Linked DNA regions of Homo sapiens: regions 1, 2 and 3 are each linked to region 4. A link is a contact called in ENCODE Hi-C or POLR2A ChIA-PET data. All regions are on one chromosome and are shown on one strand. The core of a region is the stretch at or near the end of the contact, and the rest is flanking DNA. Distances in the headings are between cores, read along the strand shown. Region 1 overlaps DNM3 (dynamin 3). Region 2 has its middle 20 kb from the start of FASLG. Region 3 overlaps DNM3 (dynamin 3). Region 4 overlaps DNM3 (dynamin 3).

The links. A loop is a pair of places that touch in the nucleus more often than their neighbours do. ChIA-PET counts read pairs that join two places held with the same protein, here RNA polymerase II (POLR2A). Pooled maps may share reads with other maps.
Region 1: a loop to region 4 is called in a pooled map, with 3 times the contacts of the local background. The contact joins two enhancer-like sites. A Hi-C loop is called at or near these places in 7 of 50 pooled maps. POLR2A ChIA-PET finds 5 or more read pairs at or near these places in 3 of 52 experiments (BJ, CD4-positive, alpha-beta memory T cell and GM12878).
Region 2: a pooled map shows a loop between it and region 4 (4-fold over the local background). The contact joins two enhancer-like sites. A Hi-C loop is called at or near these places in 7 of 50 pooled maps. POLR2A ChIA-PET finds 5 or more read pairs at or near these places in 2 of 52 experiments (CD4-positive, alpha-beta T cell and activated CD4-positive, alpha-beta T cell).
Region 3: POLR2A ChIA-PET joins it to region 4 with 15 read pairs in PC-3. The contact joins two enhancer-like sites. A Hi-C loop is called at or near these places in 2 of 168 maps with a recorded cell type or tissue (GM12878 and left colon). POLR2A ChIA-PET finds 5 or more read pairs at or near these places in 2 of 52 experiments (BJ and PC-3).

What each region holds. Positions count from the first base shown.
Region 1 is chr1:172,116,150-172,119,336 of GRCh38, reverse strand. The region is part of intron 13 of DNM3 (dynamin 3); the gene reads right to left. Among named protein-coding and RNA genes, the nearest start is that of MIR3120, 21 kb to the left of the region's middle. Within about 2 kb of position 1,361, at least 2 of the 41 ENCODE cell types and tissues checked have a DNase peak (open chromatin) inside an H3K27ac peak, as active enhancers do; they include GM12878, where a contact is called at or near this core.
Region 2 is chr1:172,637,749-172,641,002 of GRCh38, reverse strand. No RefSeq gene overlaps it. Among named protein-coding and RNA genes, the nearest start is that of FASLG, 20 kb to the left of the region's middle. RefSeq lists an enhancer at 1,267-2,466. Within about 2 kb of position 1,527, at least 6 of the 41 ENCODE cell types and tissues checked have a DNase peak (open chromatin) inside an H3K27ac peak, as active enhancers do.
Region 3 is chr1:172,069,476-172,072,936 of GRCh38, reverse strand. All of the region lies in intron 11 of DNM3 (dynamin 3), which reads right to left. Among named protein-coding and RNA genes, the nearest start is that of MIR3120, 68 kb to the left of the region's middle. Within about 2 kb of position 1,445, at least 3 of the 41 ENCODE cell types and tissues checked have a DNase peak (open chromatin) inside an H3K27ac peak, as active enhancers do.
Region 4 is chr1:172,379,434-172,382,771 of GRCh38, reverse strand. All of the region lies in intron 18 of DNM3 (dynamin 3), which reads right to left. Among named protein-coding and RNA genes, the nearest start is that of C1orf105, 40 kb to the left of the region's middle. Within about 2 kb of position 1,856, at least 7 of the 41 ENCODE cell types and tissues checked have a DNase peak (open chromatin) inside an H3K27ac peak, as active enhancers do; they include GM12878, where a contact is called at or near this core.

The DNA.
Region 1 (3,187 bases), core at 112-2,611, 260 kb after region 4:
GTTTTAAGGTTACTGAAGAGAGAATATTAAAAATATTTAACAACTGGCCAGGTGTGGTGGCTCACACCTGTAATCCTAGCACTTTGGGAGACTGAGGCGGGCGGACCACCTGAAGTCAGGAGTTCGAGACCAGCCTCACCAATATGGATAAACCCCATCTCTACTAAAAATACAAAATTAACTGGGTGTGGTGGTGCATGCCTGTAATCCCAGCTACTCAGGAGGCTGAGGCAGAAGAATCGCTTGAACCCGGGAGGCGGAGGTTGTGGTGAGCCAAGATTGCTCCATTGTACTCCAGCCTGGGCAACAAGAGTGAAACTCTGTCTCAAAAAAAAAAAAAAAAATTAACAACTAGTATGACATCAGCCTGACCAATCCCCAAAGGTGATGGGGTCACAGTGCTAAAGCAGGGTACCAAAGGCTCCCTTCTGTGCCAGGCCTTTGTCTTTAATCTCTGGACAGAGGGGAGGATTGAGGGACTCAGAGAGGAGCTTCAGCATCTCTGATGAGAGATGGGCACTTGCAGGAGCAGCCAGCTGTGACTGGTTTGAAAGCATTAAATATGAGAAAAACCACTCTGGCTCTCCTGATGCCTGCTGGCTGGGAAACGTCACTAAGAGTTGTTGCTGTGGCTTGATGGAGATGGGGAGCTCGAGAGTGGAACGGGTGGGTGACAGAGGTGAAATTTTCCCATGTAAGTCTGATTTCATATGGTGAATCAATACTTTCTCAGCATCTTCCAGATGCAGAAAAAAAAAATCTTCCAAAATTGCAAAAGAAGAAAAAACAAAACAAAACAAGAATTGGCCAATGAAGAAAACATATCAAACAGAGAATCAGTTTTAAAAGACTTCCTGGAAATTTTGATCCCTAAAGGGAAGCAACAAGATGTGCTATCATTCAATCATTCAAATTAAAGCTATAGAGCAATTTGTCAATGTCAAGTAATGAGAATGGCTGACAAATTTTAAGGTTTTGGGTTCCTAAGACATTCTAGAAAAATTTATTTACCCTATCATACCTCTGAAAAAGAGTACCAATAGTATTACTAAGGAGATGCTCACACACTCAGGTATTAAATAAGTGTTAGTAGCCAATCCTTCATAGAGAACCCACTACCATAAATACTAATGTTCTAGGGAAAAATGCATGCATGTATCTAATGTGGAATCCTAGTTTTAAATCTCTTCCAATGTGAAGGAATCAAGGACCTTCCTTCCTCACCTTTGATTGTTCTGTGGATTTTGGCAGTGCAGGATGTGAGGATATAGACACCATTAAGCACATAGCTGTGGGTAACTGGGGCTTTCACCTTGTGCAAACCACAAACATACTTTCCTGTCAGTTTGGTTAGCCCTGTGCACTTTAGTCTTGAGGTCCCGAGGAGTGGCTTACCAACTCCCCTGTTCAGTGCCACAATCTCTTATGTATGACCCAGTTGTCTTTCTTCTTACCAAGCAAGAGAACACACTTCACAACTTCTAACTTGCCCTTATGTATCACTACCTTTTTCAGTGCTTCTAAGGATTTACCTGCTAGTAATTACTAGGGGTCAAAATAAAAGAGCTCATTCCTAAAAACAACCTCTTTCTCCTCTCTCCACTTCCAATACAATTCAGCTTTCAGAGAAAGATTAAAGATGATACTTGTGGGACCCTGATTCACTATTAGTCCATTTTCACACTGCTGATAAAAACATACCTAAGACTAGGACGAAAAAGAGGTTTAAATGGACTTACAGTTCCACATGGCTGGGAAGGCCTCAGAATCATGGTGGGAGATGAAAGGCACTTCTTACACGGTGGCTGCGAGAAAAAAATGAGGAAGAAGCAAAAGCAGAAACCCCTGATAAACCCATCAGATTTTGAGAGACTTACTCACTATCATGAGAATAGGACGGGAAAGACTGGCCCCAATGATTCAATTACCTCCCCCTGGGTCCCTCCCACCACACGTGGGAATTCTGAGAGATACAATTCAGGGTGAGATTTGCATGGAGACACAGTCAAACCATATCAGTCACAAAGACTAAATATAAGAGCCATGCACATTTTAAAAAAAAATGCCGCCATTCTGGTATTCTAAAATAGAGAGAAGGCTTAGGCCTCAGTGAAGACTTTTTTTTTTTTTTGAGATGGAGTTTTGCTCTTGTTGCCCAGGCTGGAGTGCAATGGCATGATCTCAGCTCACCACAACCTCTGCCTCCTAGGTTCAAGCAATTCTCCTGTCTCAGCCTCCCAAGTAGCTGGGATTACAAGCATGCACCACCATGCCTGGCTAATTTTGTATTTTTAGTAGAGACAGGGTTTCTCCATGTTGGTTAGGCTGGTCTCAAACTCCCAACCTCAGGTGATCCGCCCACCTCAGCCTCCCAAAGTGATGGGAATACAAGCGGGAACCACCACGTCCGGCCCAGTGAAGACTTTTAAGTAACTGATGGGGTTGAGGCAGGGTTTCTCAAAGTACGTTCTAAGAAATGCTATTTAAGAGAGACATTCCATGAAAAAAGTTTTCATGACTAAAAAAGTTATGAAATTCCTGCAATACCATACGGTCTTCTCTCACGTACACAATGCACATTCTTCTATTAAAAATGCTGAGAAGTATCAAGATAAACACACCTTTTAACTTTGCTTACCAACTCCAAGTTTGACCACAAAGCCCTATTTTAATATCCCAAAGTGTTCCAGATGTACTTCCAAAAACAGTTGGTTCATAGAGCTGAGGTGGCTACCCTTGAGAATACAGGGTCCTCAGCTATGGGAGAAAGAAGGGAATCTCCATTGGAGCTTTGCTTCTCCTCTGCCTTTCCCTGTTCCCCCTCCCCAACACCACCTGTCCACTCCATGCTGGACTGGCTTTGGATTCGCACCAAATGTGGAATGTGAGAAAAGAATACTGGATAGGGACTGTCTCAGAAAACAACCAGGTCTACAGCAGTGCAAGGAAATAGGGGGATGATGAGTGCAGAAGTCAGTGAACAAGGGAAGCAAAGAGCAGGCATGTGAGAACCTCCTGTGGGGTCTCTTTAGAATGATCATATGTGTGTGAAAAAGACACATCCATCCAGACAGAATGCCATCCACAGGCAGCACAATACAAGAACAAGATAATGACACAAATTGAAAAAGGGGAAGATGCATGTAGGTATGCTTCTTCCTACAGCTTCTGATATACACAATCCAAC
Region 2 (3,254 bases), core at 278-2,777, 260 kb before region 4:
ATATAATTTTTCAATTAGAGGTACCCCTAAATGCCTGAAATTAGAGTTCATCACCACTACATATTCTCTCTTGCTAAAACCCAAGTTTCCATCATGTATGATGGACATCCCGATCTCAAAGTCCTTCTTTCCCTGCCTTCATCCAGCACAAACAGGGCAGACTTCAGTCCTTTCACAAAGACACAGCATTAAGCCTTCATGACTTACTAGAAATCCTACTTTTTGAGTAGAAGCCTTCATTTCTTATTGTCTTTCCTGGGTGATTTTCTGCTAATCTTCAGTCCCTCTTCCCTCCCTGGAGTTTGGGGGAAGGTCAGTGGTGTAAATTATAGACTGATAAGCCCCTGCAAAGCCAGGCAACCTAATCAACCACTCCACCAATACTTCCTGAGCACCTGGCACCAGGTACCATTGTGGGGATATAATGAAATGGAAAATATTCCATGTCCTCAAGGATGTTACACAGCTACCAGGGGTGGAAAGATTGTCTGTAGCTCTCAGACGGTAAAGTAGCTATAAAGTTCATGGGAAGTCTAAGCATAACACGTTTCTGAAGCTCATGCCACGCCATGTGCTCTACCGCCATGACCCAATCTGTTTGAAATGTTTAGGCAGTCTGCCTGGAAATCCTGCTAGCATGTGGCCAGTGCAGGTCATCAAGTCACCAGGAGCGGGCAAGGGAATGGTGCAAGGCTAAGAGCTCTTTGGTTCTACCGTGGCTTATTGAGTTCCTGTGGCATAAAGCTCTACACTAACTGCTTCAGGGAGGCAAAGAGGAACAAGTCAGTCTAGGAACCCTGATTGTCCACGGTCAGAAAAACAGCACTGAAGCTGAGAAGTTCTTATGTAACAGTAACTACATTAAAAAGAGAAAGTGCGAGAAACACTTTAAGAAGACTCCAAATTAGTACTGTGTTAAAGAAGAGAGATGGCATATTTAGACTGGAGAAGGAGGAAAGAACAGAGTTGGGAACTGAAGAAATATTTCATGGGGAAGGCTGAATTTGACATGGGGCTTAAAGAATTATTATCTCCATTTATTTTAGCTTTATTTTTAAACAAATAACAACAACAAAACCTTTGGGCACATTTTATTGGAAGCATCATATGAAGAAAATTACCAATTAAAGAGAAATGGTCAATCTGGTAAGTGACCTGAATCCTCGTTGCTAAGTTTGCTCAGAACCCTCTGGGCATTCCTGCCAGCCTGGCTTAGTCTGCTCATGGAGCTGCAACCACAACAGACCATCCTGTTCCTCAACCAGCCCTCCCTTAAAAGGCAAGGCACACACATGCTATGCCCTTGGGTGGATATTTATCCACAGCCAACCTTCCAGGGCACAAGCTTCACAGGCAGTCACCTGCCGCCCAAGGCTGCTCCTCTCCTCATGCAGGATTCTACCCTGGTTACTTTCCTTTGGAGAGGCTCTGACATAACGAGAATCAGGGTTTCCAGAGATGAGACAGATCAGAGACTGATCTGCCCACAGCACTCTGCGGTCTGGGCTCGAGAGCTCAAGCGTTCCAGAATGCAGTGGAACATGTGTGTACTCCACCAAGCAACAGAAATTCAGCCGTCATCTTGTTCCATAGGGCAGCAACATGCAGGGCAGAGGGAGAACCACTCCTGGGTCTTCTAGAAAACCAAGCCAGCCTCAGTCACACTCACAGGGGATCTCAGAATGTTAGACAAAGGAGGCTTCACACACCGGAAGCCCAGGCAGCAGAAGCCAGACACAACCACAGCACACAGAAAGTCAAAGATACTGGGTAGATATAGAGCAGTGCCAGGAGTAGATTTTAGTGTTTGATTTTTGTCGATTATAAGTGTGCATCCTGTTTATCTGCCTAGTGAAATGCATAGAGATAAGTCCCAGCCTGTAGATATAAAGGACGTGTTTCATCTTTTTTCATGCATGAGTGTGTGTATGAATATGCAAACAGAATGAGTGTATTGATGTCTCACAACCAGGTAAAGTTGCATTCCTGTGACTCACTGAAAATGTAAGACATTTCACACTCATGAATAACCAGCCCCCAAACCACAGGACACAAACCATGTCCTTTTACTTGGTTTTCAAATAACCTCATGCATAGTTTTGTGCTTTGAGAGCAGAGGAAAGAAACTTTCTTATTGGAAAAGGAAAAGAAAAACAGAGGACAGGAGAATTCTTCTCCCACCAAGCAGCTCCTTCCTTGAAGATCTTTCCAAAGAGACTGTTCATTTAGTCAACAAAGATCCGTGGAAAATTTAAGAATATGCAGAAACCCTCAATTTACTCACTATCTAGTGGGGGATATGGAAAAGTAACTATAAACTTTAAAAAACAGTTATAACCGTATGGTAAGAGTAGACACAAGTACCTTACAAGCAAGGAGGGCGGTCATCAATTTCACACTTGCAGGATCACAGGTGTCAGAGGTTGTAACCCTCAAGCTAGGCCCCCAAGTGATACAATAGGTAGAAGGCAGTTAAGCTGAAAGGAAAAAGAGTCATTCAAGGCAGACAAGAGAGCATGAAAAGAGAGCAAGATATGTTGTGCAACCTGCCAGCTAGGGTTCACCTGGCTTTATTTTTCTCTATGGTACTTAGTGCCATCTGATATTTTACACAATTCTTTGTTTATTGTCTGTCTCCAACTACAATGTAAGCCCCCTGAGGGCAGGGACTTTGTTTTACTCTCTGCTACATCCCCAGAACGTAGAATAGACTTGGTACAAGGAGGCATTAATAAATACTTGCTGAATGCACAAATGTTAGAGAGGAGTGAGAAATGAGGCTGGACTGCCAGGCAAGGTAGCCCCCGCAGGTCATGAGGGCCTTGTGTGCTGTGCTAATGCGTGTGGATGTTACCTTGGAGATCTAGAATAGTGTTCACAAGCTAGCAGCCCACAAGCTAAACACAGAAGTGTTTTGCTTGACCAATAACAGGTTTTTCATATTAAGATATTTTGTATAAAAACCCAGGTTGCCGAATTTCCTTTAAAAATTCAGAGGATGCAGTAACAAGGGGCCTGTAGTCTCGTAAGGCAAAGTCGGCTGGTGCTGAGCAGTAAGTGCCCCTTTAATAACACCTGTGTTCTTCAGTCCAGCACAGTCTGCCCCAGTCCCAATTGTCTTGCTTCAGGCCTTCCTTGCTCATAATCATCTGCCAGTTCCATGTAGATAAATGAGTTTGCAACCTCTAGCCTAGGTTCAGAATGTCTAGTTTAAAAATTCCACCAAGATAATGAGTCTCCAAAACACCCCCCTA
Region 3 (3,461 bases), core at 196-2,695, 310 kb after region 4:
TATCTACCAGGCTTGAAGAACAGTTAACTCTTTTTTTTGTTGTTGTTTTTTGAGACAAGTCTCACTCTATTGCCCAGGCTGGAGTGCAATGGTGCAATCTCAGCTCACTGCAACCTCCGCCTCCTGGGTTCAAACAATTCTCCCGCCTCAGCCTCCCAAGTAGCTGGGATTACAGGCACCTGCCATCATGCCCAGTTAATTTTTGTACTTTTGTAGAGATGGGATTTCACCATGTTGGCCAGGCTGGTCTTGAACTCCTGACCTCAGGTGATCCACCCACCTTGGCCTCCCAAAGTGCTGGGATTACAGGCGTGAGCCACCGTGCCTGGCCAAGAACAGTTAACTTTCCAGGGAGTGATTTATTCTCACATATACATATATATAATTAGTACGTGGCCACTTGTTCTTGTTTTGTACTCAGTACCCAGTGCTATAGGCTGGAGGCTTTGTTTTTGTGGCTAATCTCAACCAGTCATCTGACCAATTCTTGCTGAGAGTCACAAGGGGACCTGTCAAAAAAAGATTTAAAAGATCACTCCAAATCTACTCCCACTACCAAAAATAAAGTCAAGGCATGGGGGCTATTAGGTCAATAACATCATACTTGTATGAAAAAAATTCATACAGTCAGAGTTTTGTTTCATATCTTGAAGAAAACTGAAACATTAGGAAGCGTGATCATTATTGGATTAGTTGTAGTTTTGCCTCTCTTCTCCCAACAATAAAGCCAGATTCAGTTAAATTGTATACTCCAAATCCATTTGGCCAAAAGTTTGTACCAATAAACTGTAATATTTGAACACAAATAAATTGTTGCCACTATAAGGAGCAAAATATCTACATAATTCTCAACATTGCCAAAGGCTGTCATGAATAGCTTTTGGACGTTCACACACATTAACTTGGACTGTAGTATAGGAAAAAAAGTGGAAAAAAAATAAAAGCTATGGCTGTTCTCATTATATTCCTGGAAACTGGGAGTCTGTGTTCACTCTAGGAAAAGAGCCAGGTCGCATGTGGGGGATGAAAAGAAAAATAATCCATTTTTTTCTCATTTTTTCACTTTCTCAGAGTTTCTCACTGCCTTTTTCATCCACAGTTATTGAATATTTAGTTGAAGCAAAGTAAAGCTACCCCTGGTAGCAGTAGTTGCCCAGAAAGTCCACTGCTTCAACATGCAGTGACATGTATGGAAGCACCAAGACTAACAGCTGGCACACTCAGACATTCAAAAAACCTTTGTTTAAGAAAAAGCTACAGACAGATTTATGGCTTTCCATATTCTTAATTTTGAAGATTTTTTTTTCCCACAAAGCTTCCAGAGCAGAAGTTGGTAGTAACTCTACTTTTTAAAGAAAGAAATAAAACTGCAAGAATGTCCCAGAGCTGTTCAGGCGCGGAGGCCTGAGGATATGGGTCACTCTGTCTAACTGGATACTTTAAAAGTACCACATGGTCCCAGGCAGCAGAGTCCAGAATTCAAATGCGAGATCCATCCAAAATGACATGTCCACACTACCAAAACCAGGCATGTTTCTGCTATGCCACACAAGTCCATATTAGAGGTGACCACTACCAGCTTTGACAGGCACTTGATAACTGTTGGACCACACCACCTGAGACTGTGACTTAGTAGGGAGATGCCTGCTCCATCCCTTATGTCCTACTTGAGGAATAAATTAACCACTGTAACTGAGTTGCAGATTGAAAACAATTTCCCTTGGAATCAGAAAAGGCAATTCTTCCTCGAATCTACCATGTGCCATAGCTCTTTGGGAATAACAACAAAAACAACTAAAATTAATTAAGAACTAAGATATATATATATATATATATATATATATATATATGCAGGGTCTTGCTCTGTCACCCAGGCTGGAGTGCAGTGGCATGACCATAGCTCACTGCAGCCTCAACCTCCCAGGCTCATGTGATCCTTCCACCTCAGCCTCCGAGTAGCTGGGACTACTGGTAGTGCAGGCCACCGTGCCCAGCTAATTGTTTAATATTTTGTAGAGAGAGGGTTTCACCATGTTTCCCAGCCTGGTCTCGAACTCCTGACCTCAAGCAATCTGCCTGCCTCAGCCTCCCAAAAGTGCTGGGATTACAGGTGTGAGCCACTACACCTGGCCTTGTATTTTGATTACTTCTTTCCATCCTCACAAAATGTCTGTGAGTTAACTACCACTATTGTCTCACTTTAAGATGCGAAAATTGAAGTGTAAAGATGTCAAATAACTTGTCACAAGTTACACAAAATGTTAACAACAGAGCTGAAATTCAAATTCAGGTAGTCTGAGCCCAGAGCCCACAATCTTAACAACATGGTGAAGTTTGAACATGCCATTTTACTAAAACAAAAACTCTGAAATATGAAGAAGCTAGCAACTGACATAGATATGATTACAAATATTTAAAATGCTTTAAATAATTATCCTATATTTTCTCCAATATTATTTTGACAGCGGATCCTAAAGAGTTAAGTAGGATTTATTATCATTTGAATATTATAGATGAAAACACTAAATTAAAACAGTTAGCTTATTTACTTAAGGTCAGGAGTACAGCTGATTCTTAAGAACTTAAGTTTTCTCAGCCCAGGAGGGGCCAAGACATTAGACATTAGGGAGAACCTCTGGCCCTAGGGCTCCATATCTGGCTCTAGGCTTGATTTCACTGACTCAGGAGTTAATACTGATTTGTTCATCTCAACTGAATCACAAAGCCTGTTTTCTCCTCTTTTGGCTATTGCAGCTATCCAAGACTGTGAAAGTTGGTAAACAAGTGAAAACTATAAATGGTGATTAATTAACTTTCAAAACACAATGATAAAAAGTAGTGACAATGAATCCACAGCTCAAGCAGAGACAAGGTGGTTACTGGAATCACTCACGAATGTCCCAATCTGCTGGGTCTCCATCCCTCTGTCCTTCCTTTTCTCCTTTCTCCTCCACCTGCTCCTCTTCCCCACGCACACTCTGTGTGCTGTGTGTGTCTCTCCCTGTGGTTTTTTCCTCTCTCTTTTATTTTGTCTTCTTCCTTTTCCCCATTTCTCCCTCACCTCCTTCCCACTCATCTGAGAATCACAAAATCCTGTAATACTAACTTACACAGGCTTTCAGAGAGCATATAGACCAATATATTAATGCTGTACATGAGAAAACAACAGTCCAAAGAAGTGATTTACACAAGAACATGATGTTATTTTGTGGCGAGCACATGGCCTAAGTCCAGTGTTCTCTCCACAACATCACACGTGCAGCTGTGTCATGGAATTCAAGGGTATGTAAAACCATTTGTATTTCCTGTTATAATATTTTATAAGTAACTAAGAAAAATCCATTTAAACCTAAGAAGATTTTTATTCTTTCCACGTAGTCCTTTACTTTTTTAAATGAATTATCCTCACTTGAAAATAATCTTTCCAAATTACAAAGCTAGGATTAGAAAACAATTTCAGG
Region 4 (3,338 bases), core at 607-3,106:
ATATGAGAAAGATTTCAAACATTGCTTCTCACCTTCAAACAAATCCTAATTAAATCTTCAAGTAAAATTAACTGTCTGGGAAAATAACTCATGAATACCCTGTGGGGGTAGGAGTCCTCTAGTTGGAGAGGGCTGACTTAGAGTTTCCTAACCCTGTCACGTGCATTATCCAATGTTCAAATGGTGAGAACATCAGACTATGAGTGAGAAGACTTGGATTTCAGTCTTAACTCTGCCACCCCCAGCTGTGTGATCTTGGGCAAGTCAATGTCTCAGAACCTCAATTTCTTCATTTATAAGCTGTGGAAAATAATGGGTATCCAACATGTGGTTGGCTGACAGGTTCAAACAGAATTATGTGCCACTTTGCCACACCGAACACATTTTTAGAATAAAGCTGGATCCACTTCATTCTTTGATGGAGAACTTCTGGTGGGGTGAGCTACAGAGAAGAGGCCATCCAAATGGGCTTACCATGGGGTGTTATGTGTGTGTTAGCTTTAAAGTCCTGAGCAAAACTCTGCTGCTTTGACTGTAGCCTGTCCAGAAAGACCGTCTGTCATAAACTTGCTATTTCTTTGTGCTGCTGTTACCTGGTATGTTTAAGTAATGAAACAGCTGCTGCATTTCAATAGACAAAGGCTTACAGTATGTCTGAGGCAAGGCATTTATTGCTAGGCTTTAAACTTCTTAAACAATTCCATATGGAGATTTGAGTGGCAGAACACTTAATGTAAACTTTCAAAGGAAACTGCCCACCAAATTCTGAACTTTATGAATGTTGGCTGAAACATATTCTTTTTCAGAAGGCCGAAACATATTCTTTTTCATTCCCATTTCAAAGAGGAAAGGCCAGAACACCGCTTTTGATAGACCAGGAAGAAATAGAGGACCGTGTTTTAGGCATTTATTGATTCTGGAGGAACAATTAGCTTTTTGATCCAAACTCATTTAAAGATGCAGCAGGGTTAAGTGAATAGAATTTAGAATTAGGAGTCAAAAGACTAGTTTTCTCGTTGTGATTTTATTATTAGTTCTTTCATTTGAAGATCTCTTCACTTTGAATCAAGTTAAAAAATCAATACATCTAGATGGCACAGTGCTGGGTGTTCACTGTTTCAGTTTCCTTGGACTCAACAGGTCACGTGTGGAATGAACAAAATAGGCTTGGGCATTCTGTACAATAAGATGCCACGACAATATGACTACATTAATAAAAGAGATATATATTTTTCATATATAGAATTATACATATATAATTTTAAAATATATGTATTATATATAAAACTATACCTTTTTATATATGTTTAAAAAGCACATAAAATAATACCCAAGAAAAGCAGTCATTCTAGATATGTAAAACTAACTTCTGGTAGATACAAAAAGTTAAATTTCAAACAAAGCCACAATTTCATAAGAATTCAGCACTACATGATACTTTCGCCTTCTCCACATTCCTATTAGTTTTTACTTCAAGATTTGACCTTGGTGATCAGATCTTAATTGAAGTCTCCTTTCTCACGACTCTTATGTGAGGTCTCTCTCAAGACAACTATCAGAACTTTACCTCCGAGGATAATATCCTGTAGGTGGAGGTTTAGCCATTTCATTAAAACAAGAAAACACACCAGTGAAGAGTGAGGGAAACTACCCCTGCATTTCTTTCTTTCTTTCTTTCAGTGTGTGTGTGTGTGTGTGTGCGCATATGTGTGTGCATGTGTGTATGTTTTTCTTGAGAAGGTGAAAGTAGGATAGATTTGCAATAGGGGTTTTTTGTTTTTTTTTTTTTTCCTTTTAGCTAATTTGTGTCAAGCTACTCCTCACAGCTATAGGCAGGAAGTGCTATTTCCTGTGCTGATGATTTAATATAGTGCAGAGCAAAGCAGCGTTTGAACTGATGGCAGCACTAATGACTCTCGGTGAAACAGTGAAAAGATAAATGATCCTTAATCAGGAAAATGTTTAAATAAGCAAGTGCCTGGATATACCACAGCAAAACAACCTGAATTCATTTAAGTAAATGAAGAAGGTAATTTTAAAAATACACAGACTATTTGTTTAGTACTTTATATTTTTCTAAATGGCTTATAGCCACTTTTATTATAATCTCTGATGGCTCTGTGAGGTACCTCACTGTAGTTTTAGAAGAAACTGACTTCAACTCAAAGGGGCGAAATGATTTGCTTTAGGTTACACAGAAAGCCATTGGTCAAAAGAATACAATTCATAGTTCCCACATTTCTAATTTATTGCTTACCTGTTGCTGATTCTTCAAAGCATCCAGCTAACCTTGTTTGAATACATACGTGTATGAAAATAGTGTTAGTTAAAAATAAGATTGTTCACATGAGTGCTTGGGGTTGCTTACAGTCAAGGAATGCAGAGATCATGGACAATGAACGGACTGTCGTATTTAGAAATAAAATTTTGAAATTAACCATGAAATATGAACAAGGGCTATTTACAGTTCTTAAATAGGCAGCCATATTAATTTCTTACAATTATATTTTTCACAGTACTTTCATTTGTACCATCTTCTGGAACAAATCCCTAAGTCAGATACACTTACTACAATTAGTATTTTACATATGGAGGAAACAGACACATGAAAGAGACTCACCTTAGGTCAACAGAGTCTGTAGCAGAACCAGATTTAGAACCCAGATTTCTCCTAAATTCTACTTTGGGGCTCTTTTTAGTACTTTGCCATCTAATTTTAATTTCTTACAAGTAATGCTCATAATTTATCATTGGATTAAATAAAAAGATGTCCTTAGAAGATAACTAGGAATAAAATTATTGGTGTCTCACTTGTCAAGATTCAGAAAAGCCCCCTATAAAACACCTCATTATAACCTATCTTATCTAAAAGACTATTTCTCAAATAACTTGTGGTATTATTTGTACTGTAAAAAGTTAACTACCAAAAGAACTAAATCAAACATAATTTAAGTATCATACTCTGACTACTATAAATAACCTTGAAAAGGTTATTTAGACCCATTGATGGCTAGTCAAGCAGGATTTTCAGATTTGAGGTTATAGCATCCTTACCTTAGAAAAATAAAATTCACTGAGTTTTTAATCCGAGGGAATAAAGCAAGAAGCCCTTTCCCAGGTTAAAATAGCATTCCATAGATTTTAGAAGCTGAAAATAATCATATTAACATATTTTATATATGTGTGTGCACATGCATGCACACGCATGGGCATAGGAACAAATATATCCTTTGCCTTTAGTCTCAAAGTCTAGGAGCCAGGGCATCTGGTTTCTTTGCTGGTTTTGCAATTAATTTACATGATGCCCAGGATTATGGTGTTTTTGTTTTGCTTTATTG